Regions from separate parts of the Mus musculus genome. Here regions 1, 2, 3 and 5 are each linked to region 4. Evidence: chromatin loops called from intact Hi-C (ENCODE). Cell type or tissue: heart. All regions are shown on one strand. Each heading gives the region's core, and the rest is flanking DNA. Links, peaks and the distances in the headings are about the cores only. Region 1 has its middle 11 kb from the start of Gm30940. Region 2 overlaps Gm13707 (a long non-coding RNA gene). Region 3 overlaps Gm13707 (a long non-coding RNA gene). Region 4 holds the start of Cir1 (corepressor interacting with RBPJ, 1). Region 5 holds the start of Gpr155 (G protein-coupled receptor 155).

Region 1 (6,297 bases), core at 567-5,566, 240 kb after region 4:
GAGTTGTTCCATGACAGGGGTCATGAACCACAGGGTTGAGAACCACTGGTCTAGAATTTTGTTCGGTAGATAATAGGTATATATTCTAGGTGTACTGTATGAACAAATACAGAATAAAATGTTATGGTCATATACAGGATTCCTAGGAGGAAGAGCCTTCCCCATCCGCTGCCTTTCAGGGCTGTTTTGTTTTGGTGATTGTGGGGCTCAAACTCAGGGCCTTAGATGTGTTAGGCAGGTGCTCTCCCACTGAGCTATAGCCCAGTACGTCCCTGGGCTTTCTGCCTGCGTACTGCATTGTCAGGGGCTGAAGGGAAGGCACCTATCCCTGTGGCCACTCACAGCCTGTTCTCACAGCGCCTTCTGGTGAGCCTGGGATTACCAGAGCCTTCCCACAAAAAAACAGCAGTCTCTCTGTATGCCTCCTGGAAAACCTCCCCTCTCAGCTAACGGTGGGGGACACCGTGAGCTCAGCATTGACTCTAAATCTGAAAGAGACCATTTCTAGTGAAGGGGGTAAGCCACCGGAGCAGGTGAGGTGCCCGGTCCACCACTGCCCACTTTACAGTGTCACCAAGGTTTGACTTTGGGGTTGGATAGACATGTCCCTCTGTCTTGGCATTGCCCTTTCTTGCTTCCAGTGTGGCGTTAGGTTAGTTGTTTCTCTCTCATGAAAACTGATGTCCTTGTTTACAAAATGTGGATATTAGAAATTTCCTCATGTAGTGCTGTTATGGAGGAAGAAAACAGACCATGTCTTGGAGCATCCAAGTGAGGTACTTGAGAGTTCTTGGGGCACCAAGAAGCTACGCTAGGGTGGTGGTGTGAGCATGACCAGCCAGCCCTCTGAGCGGGATCTTTACATGTGGCAATTTAGAGCTTGCATGTGGGAAGTGCTTATGTTTTTCAAGTCCTTTGTCTCTTCTCACTAGGCCTCAGACACTCTAGGGTCCTTACACTCTTGTAAACAACACCTATCTTGTTCTCTCATGGTTTTCCTAGAGTGGGAGGAGGGGGCTCAAATCTCAGCAGGATGCAGAAATCACATGGCCAGGTACAACAGCTGGTTTGGAAGCCTTTGAAAAGGTGAAGCAAGAGAAGGAGGCGAGGAGGCTTTCAGGAAACCCTGGGGCCCTTTCTGCTTCCTCCTTCTAAAACTTACAAAGCCACTGCCACATACTCCCCTACTGCCACTCAGACACACCACACAACTGCATCCAGACACTGGAGAAAGTGAAGGGCATGCTGGAGGGCACAGCCCCACTTCCCCTCTACCAGACAGGAACACTTCTTTTTACCTGACACTTCCCTTACTCATGCTGGGCACTTCTGGTTTCTGCTATGTCAGGGAGTCTAATTTCTTAATGGTTCTTATATCCTCCTAGGCAACAGAGAGATGACTTGCTCAACAACGTGCTCATGTGTAGGGGAGGACCATTCTTTGTTGTGGGGCTGTTCTGGATGTTAAAGGTTTTTTTGTGGCATGCCCAGCCTTGGTCCTGTAGGTGTAAGCTGGACCCACAAACATAGAATCTGAGAGTCTAAATCATGGTCTGATCCAGATCATAGATGATTCAGTGGAGTTCAGTGATGTCTCTAAATGGTTCCAACAGCTCATGGATAAGCCACTTCATGTCCTGCTGTTTTACTGATCCCTGTTATCAAAGCCAGTCTCTGTCAGCTTTGCAGAGGCAGGACCTACACTGAGCTCTCCTGTAAGAGGCTTTAACGAGAGCAGAGAGCAGGTAAGAGCAGCTACTGTTCATGCCTGAAGGCAGGGATGTTCCCCAACCAGACCCTCGGGGAGATCTATACATCAGACTTGACCAGGGCCAAGGGCAGGGGAGAGGGAAGGAGCACCATGTGCCTGTGTGGTTCTGCCAGCTCGACTCCAGGAGCTAAGCCTCTAGAAGGATTCTGGTCTAGACGCTTCTCTACAAAGGTCGTAGTTTCCCTGATTCACACATTTTAGCCAAAGTCTCTCGGTTGTAAAATGTCAGGTCCGAACTGGAAAAAAGTGATTCCAATGTGTGCTCTGGGTCAGCCAGTGGGCTACTTTACCAATAGACGGTAAAGAACTAGAGATACAACCCTAAATGGAACGCATATGGAGTGCTCCCCCCCCCCCACCGCCCCCATGCCTAAGGATCAGAGATCGTAGGTGTGTGTGAGAAAGAGAGTAGGGGCAATAGGTAGCAAATGACTACAGGGAAATTGTCTACTGAACACAGCAGGGCAGCTGCATGTGTGAACTTACAGTGGCTGATGACAGCGTGCACAATAACCTGTGCAAGCCCAAGCCATGAAATCCCAACATGGAGTGGGGAGCTGGGTGTGAGGTCTCATCCCAGCTGAGGATCTGTTGCCAACTGTCAGCTACTGAGAGCAAGAATCAGTTTTCTCTAGGAGTGTGGCCTCAGGTGAGTGGAGAAGGCCACACTTCCAAGAATATGTAGACAGCACAATTGGACTTGTCGACAAAGGAGGAGTGGAGGGAGGAGGAAGAGAAGATGAAGACATGAAGCTAAGTAATTGAGAAGGGAGGAGTTGGAGGAGGGGTGAATATGGTCAAGACAGATATGAAATCCTTGTTTCCATAAAATAATGGTTATAATAAAATGGTAAGGTTTAAAACTAGTCACACTTGTTATTGACAATCTTAAGCTGCCCTCTGGAAAAATTCTTTTGGATTTTTTTTTTTTACATGAAACCCTGCAGTCTAGGAATCACTGACAAGAACCTTGGCCACCCAAGTACAGAACGGGCAGGTCAGCCTGAGCCACAGTGATGGGTCACTCTTAAAGGCTTGGGCAGGGGTCTGTGGCAGGCAGAATTTCTCTGGCACCGTGAGTTCTAGCATATGCAAGTGCACTGTAGCTGTCTTCAGACACCCCAGAAGAGAGCATCAGATCTCATTACAGATGGTTGTGAGCCACCGTGTGGTTGTTGAGATTTGAACTCAGGACCTTTGGAAGAACAATCAATGCTGTTAACCACTGAGCTATCTCGCCAGCCCCTTAACCACTCTTATGATAGCACAGGAATTGACCAGAAGAGCCCAATGTGCATTTGGGCACCAATTCCAATGGGATTGATAGCCATCACCATTGTGAGAAAGGCCATTAGATAAACAAGAACCCAGGAGCAATCGGAGGATAGCAACTAGGAAATCGGCCTAATAATATACCTGATTTCTGCCCAGTAAATTTTCAAAATTTAGTTAACAAAGATTAGTGGTCATGGATGTGCTGTAAATGGAGGGTTATCCAGCCAGCACTGTGCTGTTTGTTTGTTTCTACTTTAAAGCCGGGTGTCTAACCCAAAGCCCCCTAGGCCACATGTGTTCTGGGACAGCTAGGAATGTGGCTTAACAGGTCTGTGGATAAGGTCAGTGTCGAGGTACACCCCCGATCTTACGCTATTTGGAGAGAGCTCTTGCTTTAAGCAGATTTTGTGGTTCTGTGTTTTAACTTACTGGATGTAGTACTGACATCTGAACACCAGAGGGCACTGCTGCCTCGTTTATTTAAATAGGATTTTTTTTTCTGGGTGTGCCCCGTTTTTATTTTTTATTTTTTAATCTTTAAAATTTTTATTGCAGTGGGTACATAAGACTATCTCATGGAAGTATATATGTACTTTGGACGACTCTCCCAACCCCAGACACCCTCTCCTTCCTCTCTGCCCCTCCTGTTGCTGCCTTTGTTCCACACCACGGTTCGTGTCTACCTTCAAGCCCTCTGAACAACATATGCTTCACATATTTAAATAAAATCTTGCACCCCAAAGTGAGAGAAAACATGGCTTTTGCCTTTCTGAGACCATCTTTATTCCTCTAGTACAGCTATCTCTAGTTCACTCATTTTCCTTCAGTTAACATGACTTCATTCTTCCTTATGTGTCTGCACCGTTTAAAGCACTACGGTGTAGTGAGGCGTGTGCTGTTTGGCCACCTTGCCAAAACATAGCTCACTAATATCCTACCACAGTCAATGATATTTTTGTGAATGGTACGTTGTTTTCTAAAGTAAATTTCTCTGAAGTTACATGGTTAGAAGAAAAGTTTTTATTTATTTTTGTAAGCAGGTACCACTAGGCTAGGACGGAGAGTTTTGTTTGTAAGAGTACTGACTGCTCTTCCAAAGGTCCTGAGTTCAAATCCCAGCAACCACATGGTGGCTCACAACCATCCGTAACGAGATCTGACACCCTCTTCTGGAGTGTCTGAAGACAGCTACAGTGTACTTACATATAATAAATAAATAAATCAAAAAGAAAAAAGAAAAAAGCTGTGTTATCAAGACACCCCATGAGTATGGGGGGCTGGAATAAGAGCCACTTTAACTTTTCTTGAGAGTCAAAGTTTAGCTGAGATGTTGATGGAGTCTAAGCCTCAAATGTAGCACAACTCAGAAAGAATAAATAATGAAGAACCCAAATTCAAGTGAACCTTGACTCACGCTCACCTGAGTAGACCCTTGGGGGACTATGCAAGTAGTTATGAGATTTTAAAGGTTTTCTTGCTTTACTAAAGGATATACTACAGAAGTTTGTTTGTTTGTTTGTTTGTTTGTTTTTCAGCGCAAACTCCCTAGTAATGTGTATTCAAACAAGGCAAAACCTGAGGGGGGATTCAGCTCGGTGGTAGAGCATTTGCCCAACTTGCTTGCATGAGAGTTTGAAATCTAGCATCATCATAAAACAAACAAATAAACAAACAAAAAATCTTGAATTACTAAAGTTGAATTTATACACGATTTTCTTTCTTTTTTAAAAGATCTATCTATCTATCTATCTATTTATTTATTTATTTATTTATTTATTTATTTATATGAGTATGCTGTAGCTGTACAGATGCTTATGACCATCATGTAGTTGCTGGGAATTGAACTCAGGACCTCTGCTTGCTCTGGCCTCGAGATTTATTTATTATTATATGTAAGTATACTGTAGCTGTCTTCAGACACTCCAGAAGAAGACATCAGATCTCATTACAGATGGTTGTGAGCTACCATGTGGTTGCTGAGATTTGAACTCAGGACCTTTGGAAGAGCAGTCAGTACTCTTAACCACTGAGCCATCTCTCCAGCCCTATACACTATTTTCATAGGTATGATTTCTGTTATCTTAAATTGCCTCATATAAAGAAATGGCAGTATACAGTTGATTTAAAGTGGGAAGAAGAGTCGCTAAGGTGAGCAGAGAGCTCTGTAATCTTACATAACTGAAAATGAAATCTGAATAGACTTACTGTGAAAGACCATTTTCCCGATTCACGGCTGAATTCAACCTTTGCAAAGAATTGTGTTCTCTCTTGAAGAAGAAAAAAAAGAGAAGGGAAAGGAGGGAGAGGAGGAGGAGGAGAAAGGAAGAGAAGAAGGAGGAGGAGGAGGAGGAGAAGAAGAAGAAGGAGAAAAGGAAGGAGAAGGAGAAGAAGAAGAAAAGTTGTTTCTTTTGGTCTTCCTATAGTCATTATTTGTGGTTCTTCTGTGAATGAGTCACAGGTTTGAGCTGTGTTTTCAGTGGTGGCCAGACTCTAGTGTCTGAATGTTGTTGTTTGCATGTCACTTCCTATCTAGTATTGCCTCAGACAGTTCATTCCTGGAGGGCTGGGCCCGCACTTACTTGAATGCTGTGTTAGTACAGAGCATCACCCGGGGCTTTCATTCAGAAAAAAATCACAGCTCCTTGTTGGAACACAGCCTAAGAATGGAGTCATGTGAGGTGTACTCTGAGTACTTGTGGAAAAACTCTGAGAAAACTCCAAGAAAAGACAAGAGTCTGGTGACCTTAGTCTCTTCCAAGCACGGACCTGTTTTTAGGAGTGTGCTTTCATGTTCCTCCCAGGGCTAATGGATTAGAGTGAGTTTATGTCAGGTTATTCATTATAACTTGCTATTGTCATTTGTTAGTGTGCCTCTATAGAAAAACATGTGTTTTACTGTGTGCAACTTGCCCACTACAAGTGGCTTGCACACCACATGTGGCTTGTCCTTATAATTGTACACTTTACTCACATGACTCCTCTGAACCCTCAGCGTGTAAATTGTCTGGGGCTCTAACCTTGGCTATTGCATGAGACTTTAGTCTGCCTCATGATTTATCAGCTCCATCCTCCCAGGTCCCACCACCTCTAGAGTAGTAAACAGCTGGTGACTCATAAATAAAGAGGAAGCAGATGGAATTTTCCACAATTAAAGGTTGCAATATTTTCTTTGATTCTGTAGCTTGATTGGAAACTCTTTTAAACAAACAACAAAAAAACTATTTTTATTTTATGTGCTTTACCTGCATATA
Region 2 (6,297 bases), core at 840-5,839, 90 kb after region 4:
GGGGGCAAGTGTAAGTGTGTGTATTGCTTTAATAAGAATTTGAGCAACGACAAACCAAGAGCCAGCACAAAACTACCACTTACTAGTCCTATCAAACTCTGCCTCACTTATGGCCAAAACTACCCACTTCTCCACAGTCCCACAGAAACACATCTCATCTCCACTTTCTGTCATCTGGTCTAGGGACCTTTCTTCTCACTGTCCCCTTTTGCTACCTGATGGCACGCTTAAACCACAGTAACTGTCTGGGTTCCTACTTATCTTCCTCCACTTGCATGTAATGACCTGTCTCTCCTTAAAGCTCAGCTTGGCTCCTTCCTGAAATCCTCACTCTGGTGTTTCAGCTATCTGAGACGTTCTTCCCCGGGTTCTGTCTGCTCCTGATTCAGAGCTCATCGCTTTGTTTTACCTCTTAATCCAAACAGACTTCCCCACACTCCATTACTCTCTAGATCACACCATCCTCGAATGTGTTTTCAAAGACCTGATTTCAACCTCCATATCTCTCACTTGCCTCTTCCATAAGAGCATTGGCTCGGTTAAATGTGCTCAGCACTATGTCTCTCATTCCAAAGTGCCAAGAGGCACTCAATAGCCTTTGTGGAAGAAATGAACTAAATGGTCCGTATGGAGGGATCAGTATTGGCTCAGGACTCACAAGTTCTTAACATAAAGGAGACTTATTTACCTCAAAGAGAAAAGGGGCAGGGAATAAGCGACAGGAGATAGAGGACAAGGGAGAAGGGGAAGGAACAAGGGAGAGAGAAGAGGTAGGTATTCATCCCTGAGGGACAAAGGATCACCTCTGGGACAGAGAGGAGACAGACAGGGCCTATAGGGAAATGGCAGTTTATAAAGGTACAAGGGGAAACCCTGTGTTAGGATGAGGTGTCTGATTTTAATTGGGCATGTTAATTAGGTGAGCCAAAGGGGGCTTTTGATTGCTGGACTTTAATATTTTAATATTTTATATTTTGATAGCTGGACCTTGGTAGCCAGCATCAGGAAGAAGAATTGGTCAAATAAGGGAATGCCCTTGGGGCTAGGTTTAGGAATGTAATCTAATGGTTTTTAACATGGCAGAGGGAATGGGGGAAGGGAGGAGGCCTGTCAGAGCCGTGTGCCAGGTCCGGGCTGGCTAATGTCCCTTCACCACGGACTTGAGATAGAACCCTGCGCCTGCCACCCCATTTTCATAACCGTGCACTGTAGTGCGATCGTTTGGATGTGACTGTGTATTGAAGGTACGGTCCTCAGTGTGGTGGCAGTGCTAGGTGCAGGAGTCTTCAGAAAGTGGGCCCAGTGGAGGCTAATCAAATCCTGAAGGCTGTGACCTCAGGGATGGATTAATGCCATCTTGCAGGAGTGGGACAGGGCCCATGTGACTGGATAGCTTTTTGCAAACCATGCTGCTACAATGTGAGGCCAGCCACTCGATGGCTATTTCCCTTTGGCTTTATATCACCCGTGATACAGTCCAAGAGTGGGAAGGAGCTGTGGTCGACAGACTCCATCACTACTGTGCGGACCTCCCCGCTGCTAGAATCATGAGTCAAATAAACCTCTCTAATAAGTCACATGATTCAGGTATGTGTTTATAGTAACATAAAATGTACTAAGAACGGTCCCTCACACCCCCCCCCCCCCGCAAACAAACACCTTATTTCCATGGTGTTTCCTTTACATAAGGAAACCTCTTAAAGCTGTATTAACTCCCAAGAAAGACAATAACAAAGAGCCGTAGACTGAGTAGCTTAAAACAAAAGGTGTGTATTCTTGTGCCACTCAAGAGGCCAGAAGGCTAAAACCAAAATGTGGGCGGCATTCTTTGCTTTGGAGACTCTGAGGGAAATAGCCACTCTAATTCTTCATAGCTTCTAGGAGCTGCCAGCCATCTTTGGTATTCCTTAGCTTAAAGATAACTTGCTCCCGTGTCTGCTCTCATCTTCATGCAGGCCTTTCCTCTGAGTGCCTCTGTGGGTCCTGTTGAGTTTTACTAGGAACTCACAGGATTTATGGTTTCCTGACTTGATACAGTAGGAGCTCAATGTAAACCTTGACTAATTGCATTTGTGGCAACGCTTTCCAAAGAAAGCCACAATGAAGCAATGTGTGTGTGGGGGGGTGGGGGTGGGGGGGAGACTACTCAATCATTCCAGCTTTGTAGTGTAACAGATGCATGCAGCCCCCCACCCCCATGGTGTGCTAATGCCCTTTCCAGAGATGCCTTTTATTCCAGACTGAGTTCCCCATATTTGGGGGACAGTAAATCTGTGAATAAATGGAACACACTGAAGTGATTTCACATTTAGCTAAGAAAAGTCAAGTTTCCCTGACTCAGCATACAAAGGAGGCAGCTCCGGGTCAGGGCGAATTGATCTTTCTTAGACTATTTCGGATGAACCTGGATGGCCACACCCTTCATCTTGAGGAGAGGTACACAAGGTTGGGGACATGGGGCAACAGTGCCCAGACAAGTTGCTATTGCTTCTTGGAATCCAGGAGTGTCCAGACTTGGCACCAGGCTCCCATCTATTCAGTGACTTCCTGATGATCAAACCATGAAAGTCCCTTGTGCTTAAATTATCCAGAACTCGTTCCTATCACTGTATCCAAAGAGTCAGATTTACTCGAATCTAAGATGTTTCCTAGTCTTGCCGCTGTTTTGCATATTTAGCTCTGAGTTATGACACCTTGAATTTACTATTGCATGAGATATTACTTTCAGGATGTCAATGTCATCCTAAACCTACAAATTAATGCAATTACAAGACATCATATTAGCACGATTATTATTTATAATCCATCTTGTTCCCAAAGAATTTCATTGTGTTGAATTATCCTAGAAAGCTACAGCAATGAAAAGTACATTTAAAATAAGGGATAACAGAGAGAAGGGGGGGAAGAGGAGAGGAGAGGAGAGGAGAGGAGAGGAGAGGAGAGGAGAGGAGAGGAGAGGAGAGGAGAGGAGAGGAGAGGAGAGGAGAGGAGAGGAGAGGAGAGAAAGTAAGAAAGAGCCACTGGAGACCCTAACACATAAGACTCTTCCTATGCTAGCTCCACAACAGGTACAGGTAAGATGCTACATTGGGGCTGCAGGCTACACTTGTTGCCATGGTACCCGGCAACATTTTTTCTTTTAATATACTTTAAATAGGAACTGTTTCAACTGGCATTTGTGCTAAAAGCTTACAATCTCTGTACATTAAAGTGGGACCAGGAGATCATTAAGCAAGTGGCCTAGTGAACTGACTACTGAACTACACAAAAGAATATATGTGCCTCAAGTCTTTGTTAGTGCTGTAAGATGGTGAAACTCTAGAAACATCTGCTGTTTCCGTTCCGTTCCATTTCCTCCCCTCCCCCCTTTTTTTGTTAATAGAACACAGAAATCCTTTAAGCTGTAATGCTTTCTTTTAAATTAAGGATGACTTATTTTGCTCTCTACAGTGGATGGACATCGGAAACCTATTTTGCAACTCATTATTACAAATTGAAATATTGCAAATGGAAGAGGGCAGTCATTAAGAACACAAGCCTGTAGTGAACCTCGGTGTAAATCAAACATTATTTTTCATTTTATTATTTTACTGATGAAGGGTTTCCATATATTAGAGACGTTAGTTCCCTCTTGCAGTTCTCATAAAGCGAAACCCAGATTTTAAATGCAAACACTGCATAAAGATATCGCTCATACATAGTAACACAGTAAACACAATCATAAGATACTGATCTTCATTATTGTAATGATGATTTTCCCATTTTAATATTTATTGCTCCCCACCACCACCTTATCCAAAAAGGAGCTAAGGCAACTATTGAACACATCACAAGTGCCATCTAGTGCTTTCTTTGAAAATAACATTTTCCCACTTCAAAAGGGAGAAAGAACACTCAAGATGCTGAACGCCCCTAGTCCAGAGAGGGGTGGAACAGTTATTTCCTAAAAGTGGGTCTGTCTGTTTCCGGTCACAAAAGCTTTTGGGCAGAATGTAGAAATAGGAGTCAAGGAAGTAGAGTCAGTAGAGTCATTCGGCTCTCCGGGTACTGCTGGGGCATCCACAGGTGTAAACAGCTACATAGAGGACGTCGAAGGAAGGAGAACATGCAAGGCGTTTGATGAAGAACTCGGCACTGCTTTCAGAATTTCTTCCAGCTCACGACTTCCGTCACTATTTTGTGTAGTCCCACCCCCACGCTCCCATCCCCCACCCCTGACCCCCGCTCTTCATCTTTACTGTACTGGGACATCTCACCAGCACCACGAGGTGCCTACTGCAGACCCAGTGCTTCTGTGGAGGAAACACACATGAGCCTTAGTCTCTGCTATCGAGGGAACCAGGTAAGTCTTCACCCCAAACCTCAGACACATCCCCACCCTTCTGCAGGCGCCTCCGGGGTTGTTTTCTCCCGTCTGCTGTGGGTTCATTTTCCTCCTCCTCCCTGGAGAGTACCACAGCCTCACCCTTGGCTGAAAAGCTGCCTCCAGCTCTCCTTCCTTTGCCTAAAGAGTTCTCAGGGCTCATCAGACTGTGGTTAGGGATCTGAGCCTGGCTCCCAGGACCTTCCAACAATCACTCAAACTGTTCAGAACAAGTCTCTCACTGCCCCTACCCCTTCCAAGACCAAACCTCAAACCTCATACTAGAGAGCAAGCTATCGTTCCTATCTTAAATTGCAGGATTGCCTTCGGGTGGCTTTTAAATGTTGTTTGGGGTGGCACTTTGCTTTTGGTTTTCGGGGTTTGTTGTGTCTTTTGGCCATTTTCCTTTATAACATGTGTACCGTTTCCCAGATGTCTCTTCGCATCTGGTCACTCTGTCGCTAATTCCTCTCCTCCAGGAGTCCGTTCTCACCTCAGGCGTGCAGTTGCCACACTGAGTCAGACTGAAACTCCTTGCTTTGTGGTATGCTTAGCTGTCTCCTGGCTCTCGGCTCCTCCTTTCTAGGCCTTTTGTTTTGCTACAGAACACTTTCAAACGACTTCCCCAAACACGCATGTGTCTGAAGCCCCTTTCTGAGGACTTTCTGGCTTCCAAGCAGGCTACACAAGAGCTGGGGCCTTGTGGCCTTCTCACAAGGGGCTCTGGTAGAAGTCCTGCAGCCATTAGACTGATGTTTTTGGAAGCAGGGTGACTATTTCTATTTTACCCAATCAAATCCAAACTGTAGGCTTGGATTTTTCTCTAACCCTACTTTATTTAGGATTCTTGAACTCGTCAACGCTTCCTTCTAGCCCACCAACTAGAGGTTGGGGAGAAAGAAGGTTAGTAGGAAGCGGGGTTGTGGACCTGTTTAGAAGTAGTTCCTTGGGGGGGGGATTCCACCCTTCACTGTCAGGATATCAGCAGTCCAGTCCAATAGCAAACACCAAACACGAACTGCATCTCGATCCAGCAGAAACTGCAAGGCTCCGCTGAATTGGCATGAGTCAGCAGAGGCAGCCAGAAGCAGCTGGAATACCACAAGAAGTTCTTTGACGAGTTTCTCTCTACGCAGTGAAGATCAGAGAAGCCTCACGTGGCATCACAGTGTAAGAACAACCTCTCACTGTCTGTGGGGTTCCATTTAGACTCTTCCCAAACATCACACACTCTCTCAAGCATCTGCTCCAGCAAAACATCACATGCCCTCCCACGTGTCTGCTTCAGCAAAACATCCTCTCACAAGACAGTTTCCAGAAACACACACACACACACACACACACACACACACACACACACGACATAGTTGAGTTTCCAAAGAAACTAGAAATTTCCACTTCACCAAACACTCCATTTTCTGTTTCTAAAATTAAGCCCCACCCCTTGGCATTCTATCTTTAATGTTAATGAATGACATTTCAGAACCTGGCTCTGAAAATACAGAATCTCATTATTTTATTAAAGTCTAATGAGGAGGTGGAGGAGGGGGAGTTTCCTCTTCACAGACTGTGCAAAGGGGGAGAGTTTCTTCTGTATCTTCAAACTTGGTAAAGTCAGGTGTGAAGGTTTGTGATAAGGTTTGGTCAGTTGCTGTGTACTGTAATGCTAAATTCGGCACCTGCCGATGTAGGCCTATGGGTGAATTCTCATGGTTACCAACATTTTTGTGTGTGCAGACCTTGACCTTCAGTTTAAAACTGTTGAGGCTTGGTCTGTTGCTATGTGTTGTAATGCTAAATACTGGCTCTGGTTTCCTCTGGGATGCAGAGATCTTCACTTACACCAGGTGATGCTGTGTAACTTTGCCCACCAGGCTATCCCTGATTGGTCAATAAAGATGCCTACAGCTTAAAGCTGGGCAGAAGAGAGGTAG
Region 3 (6,297 bases), core at 927-5,926, 110 kb after region 4:
CTGCCCTGGAGTCTCATTAGGAAAGTCTGATCACTCTGATAATAGCACTAAGACTCCCAACTCTTCTACTCCCTTGGAGGGCTCCTCCGCACATCATTTTGAAAATCTCTGTAGGAGGCTTCCTGTCTCCTGAGTCCTACAGACAAAGTTCCCCATGCATCTTCAGTAGAAAGACTGGCTCGTCAGGGATTCTGCTGAGAAGGAATTTCAACTTAGTCAATATTAAATATTGAAATTAGACAAAGTAAGGTGGGAGGCAAACTCCTTGTGAAAAGGCACCTGATCAGAATTCTGAGAGAATAAAATGTCCAGGACCCCAATGAAGTTTAAAGCCGTTACACGTGCACAGAGTGATGGACTCAAGCAATTGCATTGAACTTGCCATGGGAAAGTCACCGACGAGAAGGTAGCTTAGTTTCTGGCTAGGAGGGCAGAGAAGCGTGGAGAGTAACTTCTAAGCCCACCTCAGTTACTGTAGCTCCAATGCCAAAGACAGAGACTGTCCAGAATCACTGGTATTTTCTAAGATGGTACTGAGTGCAGGTACACAGGGTATCCATGGGTGCTCAGGAAATTCTTGCCAGCCTGTTTTGGTCACTTGCTGCCATCTCTGTAGCATAGAGCCAAGCAGATCCTCAATGCAGTGAGGAGAATTTGTATTTGAGGATAACTTTCATGAGGACAGGGGTTTTTGACTTTTTAACTTTCCTGCTTGTTTTCCTTTCTAAGGGATTTCATGCAGGAACGATGGGAAATATAGAATTTAGGAGTCGACCGACAGACCTTGGACAGGAGATGGACAATAACTTGGGACAGCTGAATAAATACCATGTATTTATCTGGCTCTCTGGGCCTTACCCAAGCCTTTTTACAACTACCCCTGGTAATAGGGATACTTTTTCTTTTTTTAGATGAAGCAATCAAACTATAAAGAGAATGAATCCGGACTGATAATGTCTTAAAAAAAAAAAAAAAAAAGGAAAGAAAGAAAGAAAATGGAAGAAAAGTACACCCCATCATTTTCCAACTGAAATGCCTGCTGTTTTCAGACTCACAGGGTTGTGGATGCAAAGACTTCTTTGGGGCTGTGGACTGTCACCAATGGTGAGTTCTGTTTAGAACTGTCCCCATACGCGGAACCACAATGCTCAGATTTAAAACTGCTATGCTCACCGCACCCCAGGCTCAAGTCCAGTGACCCTTCCACAGTGTTTGCTATACAGAATAGGGAACTTTCCAGAATGCTTGCTGGGTAAATCAAACATCCTGCTTAGCTAGCATTAGCAGTACTTATAATGTCTACCTTCTCCTCCATGTTTGTAAGTTCTTTGTGTCGAGGACTACCTCTCACACACTCGAGTACTTCTTACCACACCAACGTACACCCCCTTAACCGAGTGGCTGAGTCTGGTGTGGAGGAAGGCCACGGCTCTTCGTGCTAGTGGAGTTGAGCACTGTTGGTCTTCGTGTTCTATCACCAGCCTTGTCCAGTCATTAACAGAAAGCGTCCTGCCTTCCTTCCAGGTCTTACACACTTCTGAACAGAGTTGAGAATGGACCCGAGGGATTATTTAGGCTAAATGCCTTATGTCATAAGTGACTAGATGAGGGACCGACAAAGTGGAGGGACTTACCTGCCTCTGGCACAGCTGAGATAAAAACTAACATCTCGTTGAAAGTAATTTTTCTCTTTGAAATATTTTCAAATTTTATCTAAAATGTCCTCATCCCGTTGCTATATATGTCCTCAAATAGTTGTTATAATCAGTTCGCAAGAAAACTCTTAAAAGCTTTTTAGCTATTTTCCATATGACACATTTCAGAATATTAACTAAGAAGTTCTCACTAAGTTACCAAGGTGGAACATACGTGACAAGTCAGAGAAAGGCATCAAAAAAAAAAAAAAAGGTATAAAAAGGAAGAAAAAAACATGACTCAAATTTTTCATGCCTACTCCCCACCTGTTTCTCCTTCTTGTTCTCCTTCCTCCTCATAACAGGGTCTCATATAACGCGGGCTGGCCTTACTATATAGCCCAGGCTGGCCTTACTATGTAGCCCAGGCTGGCCTTACTATGTAGCCCAGGCTGGCCTTACTATGTAGCCCAGGCTGGCCTTGAGCTTCTGATTCTCCTTCTTCCACTTCCCAAGTGCTCTGGTTTTGACTGCATGGCGCCATGCCTGGCTTCCCTGCCTTCTTATAAGGTGAGAAGATGCAGGACCTCTGCGGAGATTTCTCTTCCCGTTCCAGGTTTTATACAGATTGGAAAGGGAGGAGCTGGCTCCGTGGTTAGGAGCACTGGCTGCTCTTCCAGAGGACGAGAGTTCAATTCCCAGCCCCCACGTGGCAGCTCACAACTGTCTGTAACTACAGTTCCAGGGGGGCCCTGACACCCACACACAGACATACACGCAGGCGAAACACTGATGTCCATAAATAAACAGATAAATAGATACATGAATGAATAAACAAATAAAATTTAAAAAGAAAATTGGAAAAGAAAATGAAAGATAGATGGTAAGGCAAAATAAATATTACCTTTATTAATGAGAGAGGCAAGGTGGAGGCCAGGCTTGGTGTGCCAACCAAGAGGACTGTTGGCCATCCTTGAGCTGTAGACTAGCCAACCTTCTAGCAGACTGGAACTTCACGACTGAGACGGACCAGGAGGAGGAAGCCAAGAGCTGGACCTTGTGTTCTCTGAGTGGTGTTGGTGTGCTTACTAAGTACTGTTGGTAAGTTACGGCTTGCTGAGTGGTGTTAATGAGTCCATTAGACGTGGAGTGAGTGGTGTTGGTTAGGTGACTTGTAGCTCATGTACAGGACTCTTCACACAACTTCCTACGACAAAAACTCAGCGAAATGAGGATTTGGAAGGATGACAGGCCAAGAGACAGGCTGACAGTTCAGTACCACTGCAAGCCAGCCTTCCCTGGAAAAGACGGTGAAGCAATGCTGGAGACTAGTGTATGTTTTTTTTTTTGTTGTTGTTGTTTTGTTTTTATCTGGAAGTTCCTTCCTCATCCCCCACCCCCCACCCCCTGACCCCTGACCCCTCCCACCATCCCACCTCCCATCTGCCCACCCAAGAAAATTCTCACTTTACAGCGAAAGGCTGGTTGCAGGACTGTCTGGGACCAGGGTTGGGCGGAATGGGTCAAAGGAGACATTAACTTCTGTCCAACAGGGCCACCTAGAGGGGCTGCGAGGCTCCAACATGGGGAAGCTGAAGTTTGGCTGCAGAGCTGAGGGAGTTTGGCTGGTCAAGAGATGTTGGGGGCCAAGTCATGCCGCTGGGTGACAGCAGTGTCTATGAAGAACCAGCAAGATGATCCCTGCAGGTAGGGACAGCTTTACTATGTCACAGTGTAGCTCAGGAGGAGAGAAGCTGCTGCATGAGATGGCCAGTTAGTTTCAATCTTCCTGCTTGAGCCCCAAATTAACCACTGTCCATGAAGTGGGGGCACAGAGCTGGGGGGAGAGAGGAGCGGGTCTGCCTCACTGCCTGACTTTCCTGCTGCAGGAAGGCCTGCTCAAAGCAGATGGAGGAGTTCCAGCTGAGATGGCGAAGACAGAAAGTGACTATAGACTTCTTTTTCTTACTTAAGATGGTGAAGTCATAGGATGTTGGGGGTTCATTAAGGAGAAAGGGGAGCACTGTTCCCCTGCTAAGGACTATGAAAAGAGGCGGTTATGGGCCGCCGTGTTTGAATAGATGGCTTTCTTCTGAGCTGAAAAGCCTATTCACTTCACTTTGTGAACCTTCATTCCTCTAAGTAGCCAACACTTCAGTACCACTGAACTTAGAAGGTATGAAGCCCGAGCCAGCATGTGGGACACTATGTACCAGGGAACCGAGAGACCAGGCAGGGGCTGCTACTTTCTCCTGGAGTGGCTTGGTGTATTCACAGCAGTGCCGGGGCTGGTCCTTGATTTAGTTACGAACGCAAGGTGTTCAAATGTTAGACGCAGAGTATGTAGTTAGCCATGGTTTCATAATTACACCAAGGAGATCTCTTTCTTCTCTCTCTCACCAGGCAGCACTCACTGCTTTTGGTGTGAAATGCCTTAAAAACTCTGCCCAGTCCAGCCTGGAGCTGGCAGAGGCAGCTGGCTACCTCAAGCTCTTGTCCGTCGTACATCCCGGCATCCTTTGCTGTTGGTTGGAATAGTTTCTGTCTATAGGACATTAATGATCCCAAGGCTGCTTTAAGAAGTTTCTCTATTTTACGGGAGGTGATTGAGGACTGCCAATCACGAAGCTGCCAGTCCCTGCTCAGCCTAAAGTCTGTTCTGATTACGGTAATTACATTTTTATGAATATCCTACCTAGAGAGCAACAATTTTACCACGTCAGACTACACCACACAAAGATGCATCAATTTCATCTGCAATGAAAAATAGAGCCTAATAGCTCAGTTATATTTATGATAGTCAACATCAAGATGCAGTATAAGCACCTCGACGGAAAGAATTCTGATCATTAGTTAACCCTGAGATGATTAAGGGTGAAGGCTTGTCAGCCTTTCTCGTGATTTTTTTTTTTTTTTTTGCTGTTTTGATTTGATTTTTTAAAAATCCATAATTAACATCTATTAGCATCTCAGATCCCACTACAAATGCCAGGGTATGTGGCGTAAAGGGAAACAACAACAAAGTGAGGCTAGCAAGACAAGGAACTAGGACTCATGGTCAGAGAGGATGGCATAATTATGAGGCATAATTATGTTCTGAGTACAACACCACCATGCTGACGGCTTTACTCCTTTAATCAGCTTAGTCAATGGAAATTGTGGACAATAGTTGAATGCAAATAAAACTAATTATTATAGATGTGAGCGCTAGTTAGGCAGGGGCTATCAAAGGCGCAGTAGTCAAGTCAGAGCCAGTGGCTTCAGGCAGCATCCCAAAGCCTGTTGGACATACAGGCTCTCAGGCTCTGCCCAGGGACTCTTGACTCAGAATTTCTAGCAGAGGATCCAGGATCACAGGACTCTGTCCTAATACATTCTCAGGGGGAATCTCTCATGAGAACCAGCGCCCTGCATCGCTTAAGGGTTTCTCCCACTACTGGAGACACTTGGTGAGTGTGGAGGGGACCTATGCAGTGGGAATTCCCTGCTAATGGTGGGAGCATCATCCCCAGGGAGGAGGCCGTTCTAACAGGCTGTTCTGAGAGTCTCAAGGCTAGATTTCTCTCCAGTAGCTTCCTCTGTTTACACACCTAAGGTCACAGGGCCTGACTTGCCATGGTTTCTCTCTGTTGTCCTTCATACTGGTGAGTCCACCATTGCTGGGGAGGAATGCTTATGATGGCTAAAGACTTCCTCCACCCCAATCCCTGGTAATCATCTCCCTTTGGTACCTACCATTCTTTACAGTCATCTTTTTTTCTCTCTCTCTTTCTACAAGATCTCCTCACTGTGTAGCCCAGAGTGGCCCAAAACTCACCCTTCCCCTGTCTCTGCCAAAGTAGCAAAAATTACAATGGTGAACCGTGCCAGTTCTGACAGAAAATTTAAAAATTTTGTCATTCTTGTGTGTACGTGATGCACATGTGTGAATGTAGGCATACACATGCCGTGGAGTATGTGTGTAGAGGTCAGACAACAACTGTCGGGAGTCCTTACTCACGTTCTGGGTGTCTCTTTGGATGCCAGGCTTTCTAGGTAAGCTCTCTTTATCCTCTGTGGTGTTTGAAATAGCATGGTCCCCGTAGACTCATCTATTTAAATACTTAGTCCCTGGTTGGTTTACCTGTTTGGGAAGGATTAGGTGTGGCTTTGTTAGAGGAGGGTGTGTTACTATGGGTGGGCTCTGAGGTTTCGAAAACCCATGTCATTCCCAGGTAGCGCTCTCTCTTTGTGACGCTCTCAGCTACTGTTCCAGCACCATGCCTGCCTGCCTGCTGCCATGCTGCCTACCATGATGGTCATGGACTCACCCTCTGACACTGTAAGCAAACCCCCAATTGACTGTTTCCTTTTATAAGTTGCCTTGGTCACAGTGTCTCTTCACAGCAATAGAACGGGAACTAAGACATGCTCTCAACCATCTTAGCACCCCCGACAGTTGGTAAGGTGGTTCCTTTAGAGACAGTGCCATCCACATGCGGGCAGCGTGCCATGGAAGCAACGGGCCTGACAGAAAGCGAGGCCTTCGTGGTGCTTTGCTTCATATATCTCCATATGGCAATGTTATTCTAAAGGTTCAAGGCAAGGGCAAAGCCCAAAGGACGGTAAGCCTGAAACGGGAATGTGCAAAGCCCTGGAAGCTCTTTGAGTTCTGGGGGTTTTT
Region 4 (6,204 bases), core at 1,205-6,204:
TCAAGTACATGAAAAGGTTAGTTTCAGTAGACATTGAGAAATACAAATGAAAACTGCAAGCTACCACTCCATACTGATCAGCATGGTTGCTAATATATGGGCTGAGATATAACTCGGTTAGGAGAATGCTGGTCTGACACACGGGAGCCTGTGTCGGCTTCCTAGTGTCACATACTCCAGGTGTAGTAGCACATGCCAGCACTTAGGAGTTCAAGGCAGGAGAATCTAGAGTTTTAGGTAATCCTTAGCTACATAGGGAGTTCAAACCTAGATTAGGCTATGTGAGACACTGTCTCATGAAAATAACAATGATAATAAATAAGGATTAAAAAAAAGAGAGAGAAAACCACAAAATTACAAACACCAATCAAGTAGGAAAATGAAATGTTCTGCATTAATAGTCAGAAATGTATTTATAGAGCAGTTACTGTGAAAAAGTTTGGTGGCTCCTTAAAAAGCTAAACCAAGAATTACCTAGAGATCCGACAATTCTGCTCCTAAGCACATAAGATAAGCAACTGAAACCAGCACTGAGCAGCTACCTCTATGTCAATGCTAATAGTATGACCCAATGATCCAGAAAATGATGTCTCATGTTTCAAATGTTGCTTCAGAGTACAGTCTAGAGAAGAGAACCAAAATACCACTACTCAACTAATTCAATATTAACACAATGAAAGTAGCCAAAAGGTAGGAACTAGCCTGGATGAAGCCGGTTGACTCTGGCCACAAGGCACAGGTCAAAGACACCCAGCTTCTCTTCTAAGTGTCCTGAACATCCTTTTATTTCAATAACTAAAGAGAGACCTTCCTCATCAGACAACACGCAGTGTTCACCATCTCTGAGAGCCCTGCCTCACGTAGGATTCGCTCCCAGGCTGGAGGAGAGGAATGCAGATGTTTTTTATGTGAAGACTAGGTCAAGTTGGAGTGGTGAGAGTGTCTAATTGTAGGGGTGAAGCTGACTCCATAACTGATTATTCTAAAAAATAATGAGGTGCTTACAGGATGACAGGCAACACCAACTTACCTGTTATCATACGACTCCTGCTCTTTAAGGTACTGTTGCATTAATTCTTCTTGTTTCTTTTTATCATACGATATTTTCTGTTCTGCCATCCATACCTATATTAGTGAAACAAAATATAATTTAACAATTAGATTCAAATTAAGTTAACAAGTGTGTGTGTGTGTGTGTGTTTTCGAGTATGTGAGTGTGGGATCCGGGATCTTCAGTCACTCTCCCCTTCATTTACTGAGGCAGGGTCTCTCACTGGACCCAGAGGTCAACAATTCTACTAGTCCAGCTACCAGCTTGCACAGAGGAACTCCTGTCTTCTTTTCATGAAGGCTAGGATTACCAAGGGATGGTGGATCCAAACTCTGATCCTTACACTTGTGCAACAAGTGTTTTAGCCACTAGCAATTTTGACAGCCCTCCAGCCCACTTGTCTTCTATAATGAAACACATCTAATACACTGAAATGAAAAGATGCTCACAGCACTTAGAAGAGAAGACGGGTGTCTTGGACCTGAGCATTGTGGATAGAGTTCCCTGGCTTCTTCCAGGATGGCACCTGCCCTTTAGCTGTTTTCACTGTGTTTAGCTGAGTGTGTTGGCCCATGTCCATAATCCTAGAACTCAAGAGGCTGAGGTAGGACTACTAAGTATTCCAGACCAGTCAGAACTACACAGTAAGACCCCAACCAAAACAGAAAAATTACCGTGTATCTCAAGCTTTAGACTGTACAGTTATTTTCATTAGTCTCGACTGCTCAAGACTCAATTCCAGTAACTGAATTAAAAATAAGATGCAGCTCCATTGTCAAAGTGCTCACAATGCTTCTCCTGCATATTATAAACTACTTTATGACCTAGGAGAAGTGGTAGTTGATTGCAGTGGCTTCCACCTGTAATCCCAGCATGCGGGGGTGGGGGTTGGGGGTGGGGGCAGGGGGTTGGAGGCAGAAGGACAAGGAGTTCAGGGCTATCCTCCCTAGACAGCAAGTTTGAAGCCAGCTTAGACTGCAGGAGATCCCACCTCAAATAGAGGCTATGAAACACATAAAGAAATACACTCGTGGGGATTAGGAGTACTACAAAATAAACAGAACAAGACTTTTGGGGTCAAGGAGTAAGGCTGAGATCTGGCAAGCCCTCCCCACTCCCAAGGGACTTAAAAACCTAAGTAACTATATTTGCAGATAACCAGTGTTAGCATTTCTTGCACTTTCTTCCACAGATATCCTAATGTACATGCATGCTAATATATACATTCTTTAGATGTATGGTAATATACAGGACCCACAACTGGTTTGGAAACAAAAGCGAAATATATTCTCATAAGTTTGTGTACTTTTGAGTACTTGAGTACTTTTCTTAACACACAGTGCTAAGCCTTCATTTCGAGTTTCTAGTCATTGGCCATACTATCTCATCTAATCTCCCTAAAATTTTTACAAACTAGGGCAACTGACACTGATAATTCTTGATCAACAGTGTACGAGGCTAATGCTCACATCATTGACTATTTTGTGCGAGGCCTCAGGGCTACATGTAACTGTACTGAACTAAGAATCCAAAGCCCAAGCACTCTCCCGTCGCCATTCTTTGGCGCTGTAATTCTCGCCACGGCCCTTCTGTGTCCAGCAACTGGTTGCCCTGTGATTGTTTAAAACGCTCAACTTGAACGCAGCCATCAGAAACACACTACGGGATGGAGAGTGAGCAGAGGGAGGATTTCTGCCAGAAGATCTCCGTTAAGCAGGAGTCTCGACCCAGAGCAGAGTTCACCGGCTTGGGGCTGTAGGAGACGGATCCTGAACGGACAGTGTTATCAAACCATGCGTGGGTCTCCCCACTGACTGACAGGCGGGACTTGGGGGATCATTCCTGCAAGGGGGAAAGATCGACGACTCCAGCCGTGAGGAGGATACGACCCTCCCAGGGAGCTTAGCAATCTCTGCCCTCTCCGGATGCCTTTACTCACCTTCTTGATGTTGGATTTGGACGCAGGATGGAAGTCCTTCTTACACATGAAATTGGCGAATGACTTCCCCATCTTGGCGTCTGAGTCGGAGAAGCCAACCGCTAGGTCTTCTCGGAACGTAAACAAACTCCCGGAGCTTCACCGGAACTGCTAGGCAAGTTTGGGCGAGAACTTCCGAGGTCGGGAGGATGACTACTTCCGTGGTTTGACGCTTGGCACCGCCCCTCTTGCTCTCTTCCGGCAGTCGCTTCTGGTGGCTGCCGCGGCTTTGGCGGCGTCCGCGCGTGCGCAGCAGAGGTAAGCTTGGGGAACCCCCTGTGCGCGATGCTCGCTCTCTGCGGGGTCGCGAGCGGCGGCGGGCTCTGCTGCGTCAGCTTCGATCCGAGCGCGGTCAGCCCGAACAAGCGAGGTCTCGAGGTTCGAGCCCAGCACTTTCTGGCAACGCCGACTCCAGTTGCAAAAAAATTTTCTTTTGCCGCGCAGTTCCCATGTAGATTAAGTTGTCTCCCGGCAACTGTAGGACGTTTGTGAGCCTCGGAAGATTGGTGTTACCAAAAGCACGGGAATAGACTGTTAGAAGCTCAAGAACCTAGGCTCTTCCTTTCCAATTACTGTTAAGGTTTAATAATAATTATAATAATAATAATAATATTATTATTATTATTATTATCATTATGTATACCTCGCCATGTAGCATTGGTTGCCCTTGAACTAACAGATCCGTCTGCCTTTGCCTTCCCAGGCCTGGGATTAAAGGCCTGCGCCACTACACCCAGCTCCCTTCCGTTATTTCTAGCCATGCAGAAGTTTGCTCAGCAAACATCGTGAATGATGAGAACATGTTAGGGCCAACGACTTTCTCCCTGGGTGCGGGTTTCTTAGCTGTTGCCGCCATCCCAGTTTCGGGTAAGCAAGGCTTAGTCCACTGAGGATAGTCACTTAGTCTGGTGAGGATAAGAATGCCAAGGTACAACGGATGTCAGCTTTCATTTGGGTGTTGGCTGTGTGCCAGTTTTTTGTTTTTTTATCTTGTGTTATTCGTGGCGCGGTCCACGTAACGCTCAATCTTCAATTACAGGCATGCACCACCAAGCTGGGTTTTCACCTTCTAGGTGGTGTTTTAATAATTATTTACTTATTTATTTTAATACTGACGGGCCTGGAAAAAAGGAGAATTAATAGCCTGCCTAAATTATGTGTTGGAGTAGCTAACTTTGGAGCACAGTAAGCAGGAGATCAAGAAATTTAGAGGGGCGACACAAAAGAAAAACTGGTACGTCTTCCCATCTTTGAGATGGAGAAGACCCTTTACTTGTTCCATGGTGAACTTGTTTCTTGAGTCATTTTGAGACATAGGCTAGCTTTAAACTCTAGCTCATCCTGCCGAGTCCTGAGATTGCAGGTGGGCTATCATATCCTGCTTTGCTTTCCTTTCAATAAAACATTTATTGTATTTATATTTTTTATTTTGTTTTAAAATATTTAGGATGCTCCCATATAAAACTATGCTAAGAATTGGTTCTTCCTGTTTGTTTTTTTTCAGGGTTTCTCTGTGTAGCTCTGGGTGTCCTGGAACTCACTCTGTAGGCCAGGGTGGTCTGGAACTCAGAGATCTGCCTCTGCTTCCCAAGTGCTGGGATCAAAGGTGTGCACCACCACCCCCAGCATGATTTGGTTCTTATAAAAGAAGGGAACTGGGTTAGAGAGAGAGAACAATGGTTAAGATAGCTCAGTGCTTTCCCTGAAGACTTGAGTTCCGTTCCTAACACACAAGGTGGCCGTGCACGAAGCCTTACAACCTCTAACTCCAGCTCCAGGGGATTTGAGGCCCACTTCTAGCTTTCTCGGGCATCCCCATTCTTAGTGTAAACACACACACACACACACACACAAATAGTAAAAATAAACCTTTAAAAAGATAAATAATAGAAGTAAACTAAAACTATGTCTGTTCTGGAAGCAAAATAAAAATAGGAGATTTTGAATGGTTCTACAAACTGGAATTTAAGATTTTCCAGATCACAGAATCTGGAAAAGAGAATCCGTACGTCAGTTCTGTAGTCAGGATTTCTAAGTTACAAATGTGAACTTCCTGAAAACATGAAAGGTGGCTTTTTTTTTTTTTTTTTTTTAAGACACTACCCCTGGCTGTCCTGGAACACAGGGCTTGCCTCAAACTCAGAGATTCACCCATCTCTGCCTCCAAAAGTGAGATCTCCAAAGTACTGGGTCTGCTTCAAATTGTCTGTCTTTTCAATATTATAGTCTCTGTGTGCGTTTTTCCTCAAGCCAAAGGAGACCTCCTCTGTAGCAATATTGGGAACATTTGTTTGTTTACATAAATTCCTTTTTGGTTGTTTGGTTTTGGTTTTGTTGTCGTTTATGTTGGGGGGGGGGGGCAGGGTATCTCTCTGTGTAGCCCTGGCTGTTCCTAGCACTCACTCTGTAGACCAGGCTGGCCTCCAACTCAAAGAGATCCACCTCCCTCTGCCTCCCAACTCCTGGGATTAAAGGTGTACACCACCATCACCCGACCTTTACATAATTGTCAATAATGATAGAAAACCTAAGAGGCCCTCCAGTTCTCAAGAATCCCAGTAAGGGGCCTCGTGCACACACAAAGGCCCATGACATGACAGCAGCTGCAGACATAGTGAGAGGAGTAGGGAGGATGCAAGAGGAACCTTGACCATAGACTACAAAAAAAAAAAAAAAAAAAAAAAAGAGCCTTTTACTGCCATGTTATTGTAGTAGTACATGGTTAATTACTAAATCATAGTCTATCTTTTGTAGTTTCTGTTATTGGTTTATCTGTTTAAGACAGGTCTTACTGTATTCACTTGGCTGCCCTGGAATGCACAGAAATAATATGATATTTAAAACTTTACTCAGCACCCTTCTTAGGCATATCCCTTGTTCCCAGAGAAAAGCTTTTTGTTTCATGTGTACTTAAAAGTGTTTCCTTTTTTTAATTTTGAAACTTGTATGTGCTTTCACTTTTTTTTTTTTTTTAAGAAATGGAACCCTATTCCTGTGACACTTTTGTGGCATTACCTCCAGCAACAGTAGGAAATAGGGTTATTTTTGGAAAAAATTCAGACAGACTCTTTGATGAAGTACAAGAAGTAATTTACTGTCCAGCTGCAGTTCATAATGATTTGGAAAAACGTCTCAAGGTAGGTGAAGTATATGTTGTAGTAGAAATATCTGTTGT
Region 5 (6,297 bases), core at 907-5,906, 73 kb after region 4:
ACTGGAACCAAACGGTCCCTTCCAGCCAGTGGCTATGCTTGAGCACAAGGGAGAATCACAGTAGGGCAGGACTTACCAACTTGGAACCCCAAACTTGAGTTTTTGTGCTTCACCTTATCATCTGTGAGGTGCCAATATCAATGTCTACTTCAAGTAGAGTCCTTGCAGTCTAATCACAGCCGGCACATAGTAATCACTTATCCAAGCTGAATATAACTTTTGGTGGAGTATGAGGAAGCCCTATGAAAGAAAAAAATGATAGAAAAATGTCAGTCTACCAGCCTTCTCTTAGTTCCTTTTATGTAAATACAAACAGTAGCCTACAGTCCCTTGATGCAACAGGGGACTCTGTGCATGGAGTGCCCTCTAAAAGGCTCTCTACCATTTGCACTGCCCACGTAATTAGCACCTACCCAGCCACCAAACTCAACCATATGGTTTAGAGCCATTTCATCAAGTGAGGTTTCTTTAATCGCACAGTTAGGCATGATTTGTTCACAAATAAAATCATGATCCTTCCCTTTAGTCTGTTTTTCTCAGTTTGCTTATCCCAAGGCCTTCAAACTGACTTATGTCTGTTTCCTTTACCAGACTTTAAATGTCATAGCAGCAACGTCTTTACATACTCATGTCCCTAATATCTAGCACAATACCTGGTACATAGGAGGCATGGGGTGGGGAAGGCTTGATTCATTAAGAGTCTTCATTAAATTCATTAAATAACAACCTGTTCTTAAATCGGCCTCTTCTCCCCCATCGGTTCCCCCTTAGGTATTATCTAGCTCATGACTGGATTATCTTTCTTTTCTAGGTGATAGATGTTTTTCACAGCAGGAACAGCCCCCAAAATACAAACTGTATTCTGACGTTCTAAAGCTGTTCATGAGATTTTGAAGAGCAAGTTCTGTGTGCTAATGTGGCAACTGTCACACTGCCCCCCTCTTGCTGCCAAAGACACAATGAACACAAACTTTAGATAATCCTGAGGTGAATTGGCTTTGATTAGTAATTTGAAATGAATATGACAGTAATTGCCAATTTCTAAGTCCTTGTTCTAGGTTTACCATCTAAAGTATCCTTATATAAGATGGTAGAAAAAAATCTGGTGTCATTTACAATGCTTGGGCTAAGTTCTCAAACACCCACACCACATTCAAAAGACGTGGGTGGCAGACCAAAGAGCAACTAATACACAGGGTTCTGTAAGAGAATATTCCCTGTGTTGCTTTCTAGAAACCAAACCCTTTTAAAACCTTATATTTAATTGGGATTAAGACAAGTATTTCCTTTTTTCTACCAGGATTAGGCAGGAGTGGTCAAGAGAAACAAATCCTACAATATTCACATACTTGATCTTTCCAAATAAGCACTGAATTACACAGGCAGGTTCTGGTTGGCACACAGTCATCCTTGAAGTTGCTGGTCAACAATCAGACTTGAGTATGAAAACATTGGCGCCCTTAAGAAATGTGTCCTTAGAAAGGGAGTAAGGAAGGGGGTAAGAAACTGGTCCAGCCTTTTCCAAAGTTCCCTAGATTTCTTTGCTTGAATAACTCACAATCCCTATTTTTCTTTGCTTGGATATCTCACAATCCCATATTTGGACAACATAAGAACAACAATGTAACCGTGGGGGGTGAGGGGAGGAGAGAGAGAGAGCGCGCGCAAGCGCACATGCTTAAACAACAATCTTAATTAACAATAGATAATGAAAACTGTTGTAGACTTTGAACCTTAGCATTTATCAACTCTTTGGGTCAATTACTTTGCCTCCCTGAGTCAGTTTCCTTAACTGTGAAACGAGTGGGAAAACTCCTTAGCGAAACACTATATGGAAAGGATGTACTGTGCACAGCTCATCACAGAGGAGGTCTTCATGAAATGGGAGCAATAGTTCTAATGCCAAGTATGGTGCCCCATGCTAGGAACCCAGTCCTGAGAGACAGAAATAGGAGCAATACAAGTTCAAAAGCAACCGGGGCTGCATTGAGACGATGTCTCAAAAAACAGACAGCGTACACAGAATAAACCAAAGTGGGTAAGAGAGGTGGGTAGAGAGACTGCAGACCTAATGATAATGATTAAAACGGTAACAAGGTAAACAGCATTCATTGTCACAAGTAGCTATACAAACATGCCTAATATTAAAGATCCTCAATAGTAGACATACTAGATATTCCACAAAGTTACGAGTTTAGAATGTGTTATGAAGTTACCAGCCTCTGTTTCATACCCAGCAATTAAGAGTTGAATTGAGTTTGATCTTAAGTGGCTATTGACAGTGAAGGTGATGGCCAAGAGGTTTAACAACTTCCAGGTTCAACTTCCAATTAACTGAAAATTAAATGAAACTTTTTAAAAGTAATCTGTCCTTTTCCCCCTTTCAATTTTTCCAGTGTTATAAACAGTTCCCGAGGCAAATGAAAGTTAAAATGACTTCTAGTCTGACATAATGTCACACACCTGTAATCACAGCACTAGTGAGGCAGAGGCAGGAAGACCATGGGTTCAAGCCCAGCTACAAAGAAAAGCCAGCCAGGACTTAAATTAGCAGCTGTCTCAAAATAAGGAAGGGAGAAAAAAAAAAACTAAAAATAACTCTGAAGTTTTATCTCATACCATTTTAAACATGAAAACAAAACAAAACGAAAAACCGCTTCTTATGCACATTTTAAGATTAACAAGAACCACAACAAAGGAAGTTTTAAAAATGTCATCCAGTCCTTTAAACTACAAAAACAAGACTTGTTGCAGAACAAACAAGTTGTCCTATCACTGGAAAAGCCAATTCACTGGGCCAGACACTAGAAAACGAAGTATACAAACCATCTAGTCGCATTACATCTGACTTAGATAACATGACCAAAGCACTGAAATTGTAGGTTAAATGCTATTAAGTTCAAATGTGCTGCAGTACTGACTTGAAAGAAAAAGCTTTAAACTGAGGCTGTTCTCTTCTCAAACACTCCTATCCTTTAGACAGGAGAAAAGCCTAATGCCTTGCAGCACTATAAAAAGCACTCTTCAACATCAACAGGCACTCCAGTCACTGCCTTTTCCCTTGTCAATCTGCAGGATCAGACTTTGGCCCGCCAAGATAAGGAGTGCAGAGTCCCTGACCAAATAGATGATACCGAGGGCAGCTGACACCCGTGGAAGTGGAAAGCCAGGGCATGGGAGTCACAACGTCAGGTGCTCCGTAAAGAAGTATGGGAGAAAATTTGGCGCAAAGATCCCGAGGTGCTCAGGAGGGGCAGACACGAAGGCCACCTTGGGCTAAAGTAAAAAGTCCGAGATGACAATGTGAGCACACGTGCAACGGGGTGCTTCGCACCCTGGGGACCGCAGCTCTGGCACCAGAGGGGACAAGTCGTCCCTTGTGAGCAGACCATCTCCAGTGTTCCCGCAGGTTTCAGGCGCAGGCTCTGTGGAGCAGAGGCGGACAGGCGCAGCAGCTAGCCGAGGCGCCAGGGCAGCCTGGCGCTGCCCACTGGTCCGGACCCCAGGGGCAGGGGCCATTGCAAACGCAACTGGGGCTCATCTCACCTGCTAGGTCTGCAGCTCCGGCTGCAAGGAGAAGGAAGCCGATGCTCACAGAGGGCCAAGCAGCGAGCACACCGCCGTCATCTCCCGCCCCGAACCCTCTTGTAGCGGCGTGTGCCAGCGGCAGATGCCCAACCACGTTCCGAGAAAGGGAGGGGTGAGCCGCTGCGGTCCTGTCAGCTACCTTAGGCGTCTGCAGCCCGGTGCCTCCTCCCCGCCTCCGCCCCGCCTTCAGGCTCCGCCCCTGGCCTGGAGGTCAGAGAAGCCGGTCTCCATTCTGCCGTGAGGCCCCGCCCCCAAGCTCAGGACATGGCCCCGCCCCGCCCAAGGCCCCGCCTCCAGCATGGAGGTCCGCGTTTCAAATCTCCACCCCGCCGTCAGGCCACACCCCTAAGCTCCAGTGCTACACTGCACTCCGCCCTGGGGCTCCACCCCAAGGCCCCGCCCCTAGCCAGAAGGCCCGAATGCGGGTCTCCACCTCGCCTTTAGGCCCCGCCCCCAAGGACAAGCGACACCGCTCCACCCCCGGTGCCCGAGGCCACACAGCCCAGTCCCTGCCCTTATGCTTCGCCTCCGCCAAAGCCACTTGGCCGCCGGTCTCCCGTAGCTGTACTTCCGGCTTTTCTCTTCCCACAAGATGGCGGCCGGGTGGGGATTGGCAGTATTGGTTTCCTCCGCCTCTGCTCAGACTCAGGAAGGCCTGTCATCATTTCGGTTAACCTCAGCTTCCAGTAATCCTGTCAATTCCTCTCCTGGTTAGCCTCGTCATTGCATAGTATAGAGTTATAAATGCAAGGATGTGAGTTCAAACCCTGCCTTCTACCTTTCCCAAGCTAGCATGATCTTGACCTTCCTAAATCAAAAGAGATTAAAATATAAGCTTTAGTTGTGTGCTTGATTTAGAATACATTGCCAGCAGCGACTGCTTCTTTTTCTGTTGTGGAGGAACTCTGGCTGTATGCTCTTAGTTTACAGACAGGAATCTCCTAGTATTCTCGGAAGTCTACTGGGGCTTCTCGAAGTCAACGTGTGAAAATGAAGACATTTTCTGAAACAAAAAATATTTCTAATTTAAAGCCTGATCTCAGTGATTTTGTAAGTATTTCTTAAAAAGAAATCTTGCTTTGCAAATTTTACTGTTTTGTCTGGCCACTACTATGTCCTATTAATCTGTGCAGTTTTAGTACAAAGTACAGTACTATTTGCACCTTTAAATTAAGTTACTATATGGTTTACTAAGAAAATAAAAGCCGGGAAGGGAGATGGGATGGGGGAAGGGGGTTCCGAGGGAAAATGAGGAAAGGGGATAAAATTTGAAATGTAAATAAAGAAAATATGTAATAAAAAATGGGAAAAAAAAAGAAAAGAAAAGCCAAGAGCTGGCTTAAGGATATGAAGCCTAAGGAAAGGTGAGCAGAATTGAAACTATTTTTTAAAATGTAGCTTACTCCCTTTTGGTTCATTTTTTGTCTTTCTCACTTTTAACTATTAACCTAACTGCAAAAAAAAAAAAAAAAAAAAAAACAATACATCTGTTATCTCAAGGCTAAATGGATTCCTGCCTTGAAACTATGAACATTAGTCAAACTAAATATTTAGTGAACTTTGACTTTTAAAGGATTATTGAAAGACAGGCCTAGAAAGGAAAGTTAAGGCCAACCTGTAGGAGTTCCTTGTGTTAGCTTAGCTTAGTTTATCCTCTGACAGCACAGTAAGATTGGTACAATTTCCCCACACTGGAACATGTCAGTGGATTTTGTGCCTTATGATCTGGAAGCCTTCCCAGGATAAGTGGAGAGATGAAAGGCAGAAAGGACAGTATGGTGACTTTGGGACTAGCCAAGACAAGGAAATAACCTACTCTGGGCTAATGGTAGTACAAATGGAGTAAGTTTGAGGGGTGTTACAGAAGAACTGTAGAGCCGGACAGCTGAGAGAGGTAAAGAAGAGGAGGTGGGGAACATTAAGTTTGTTCTCATCCACTAAAATAAGGAGAAAGAAGCCAGGTAGAGAGCTTCTAATAGATTTCCCAGCTGTGAAATTCTGCTATCTGGAAATGAAGAACTATTTCAATGCGCTTACAAAGGAGGAAGGGGCTACAAAGAGTGAATTTGCTTCTAGACCTAAAATTGGAAACCCTGAGGCATTATCTATAACAATCTCTTGGACTTATCCTTCCTTCCGTCAGAGGCGCTGGGAGTTTAGACATCTGATTAAAACCCCTTGGGTCAGATCCCACTCCTGGAGGGAAGAATGAAGCGCTTCAGTGTTCTGTGAGCTGACAGTTCTTAAGAAGGCATCAGCACACGTCCATGTGAGTGTACAAGGTTATGTCAGCAATCCATTGCTATTCACTTGATATGCCCGTGTCTGCTTATAGTTAGCCCTCTCACCTTTCTGCTTGTTCGTTTTATCTGAATTATGATTAGACTTTAAAAAAAAAAACCAAAAACCAAAGTCTACAAGTCATAAGGTACTTTCTTTGGTTATAAGGAAATGGTGAACAATACTTAATAATTACTCTTTTATTCAACTACTATTTGTTAAAACAGATAAGCATAAAAACCCACCATAAACTGAAATAATTTAGGAACACTGACACGGTGTGGTATATAAACTTAAAAAAAGCAAAGGCCTGCACTTGTAATCTTTTTATCCTTAGAGCTTAGACGAGTGCTTTCTTTGACATATGATAGGCATTCTATAAATGGCTTTTGAATGGCTGAATAAATTATAATTGCCTTCCTTGCCTAC

Evidence for each region. Peaks named below come from ENCODE experiments on the same cell type or tissue, not always from the same donor. Only the 100,000 strongest peaks of a DNase experiment are listed, where the experiment ranks them.
Region 1: a loop joins it to region 4, with 2.3 times the contacts of the local background. A loop is called at or near these places in 2 of 42 quality-filtered maps.
Region 2: it touches region 4 in a loop (10-fold over the local background); 14 of 42 quality-filtered maps call a loop at or near these places.
Region 3: it touches region 4 in a loop (2.5-fold over the local background); 15 of 42 quality-filtered maps call a loop at or near these places.
Region 5: it touches region 4 in a loop (7-fold over the local background); 15 of 42 quality-filtered maps call a loop at or near these places.

Annotation. Positions count from the first base shown.
Region 1 is chr2:73,547,494-73,553,790 of GRCm38, forward strand. No RefSeq gene overlaps it. Among named protein-coding and RNA genes, the nearest start is that of Gm30940, 11 kb to the right of the region's middle. In heart, for the core only: a CTCF peak has its summit at 3,499 (motif pointing right); no DNase peak of the experiment used is centred there.
Region 2 is chr2:73,399,747-73,406,043 of GRCm38, forward strand. The region is part of intron 2 of Gm13707 (a long non-coding RNA gene); the gene reads left to right. Among named protein-coding and RNA genes, the nearest start is that of Gm13707, 16 kb to the left of the region's middle. In heart, for the core only: a CTCF peak has its summit at 3,849 (motif pointing left); no DNase peak of the experiment used is centred there.
Region 3 is chr2:73,416,260-73,422,556 of GRCm38, forward strand. Gm13707 (a long non-coding RNA gene) reads left to right here. Exons shown (of 9, transcript XR_866430.3): 3 at 912-1,104; 4 at 3,188-3,341; 5 at 4,038-4,302; 6 at 5,849-5,955. Among named protein-coding and RNA genes, the nearest start is that of Gm13707, 33 kb to the left of the region's middle. In heart, for the core only: a CTCF peak has its summit at 3,216; no DNase peak of the experiment used is centred there; H3K27me3 peaks cover 821 bases.
Region 4 is chr2:73,309,427-73,315,630 of GRCm38, forward strand. It overlaps Cir1 (corepressor interacting with RBPJ, 1), which reads right to left and starts at 3,166. Exons shown (of 10, transcript NM_025854.3): 1 at 2,991-3,166; 2 at 1,031-1,125. The coding sequence starts at 3,062. Scrn3 (secernin 3) reads left to right here and starts at 3,226. Exons shown (of 8, transcript NM_029022.1): 1 at 3,226-3,287; 2 at 6,006-6,166. The coding sequence starts at 6,008. In heart, for the core only: no CTCF peak of the experiment used is centred there; DNase peaks (open chromatin) are centred at 3,235 and 3,845; H3K4me3 peaks cover 2,661 bases; H3K27ac peaks cover 1,763 bases.
Region 5 is chr2:73,382,719-73,389,015 of GRCm38, forward strand. Gpr155 (G protein-coupled receptor 155) reads right to left here and starts at 3,762. Exons shown (of 17, transcript NM_001190297.2): 1 at 3,547-3,762; 2 at 77-240. It overlaps Gm13707 (a long non-coding RNA gene), which reads left to right and starts at 4,132. Exons shown (of 9, transcript XR_866430.3): 1 at 4,132-4,638; 2 at 5,732-5,857. In heart, for the core only: no CTCF peak of the experiment used is centred there; a DNase peak (open chromatin) is centred at 3,943; H3K4me3 peaks cover 1,934 bases; H3K27ac peaks cover 1,541 bases.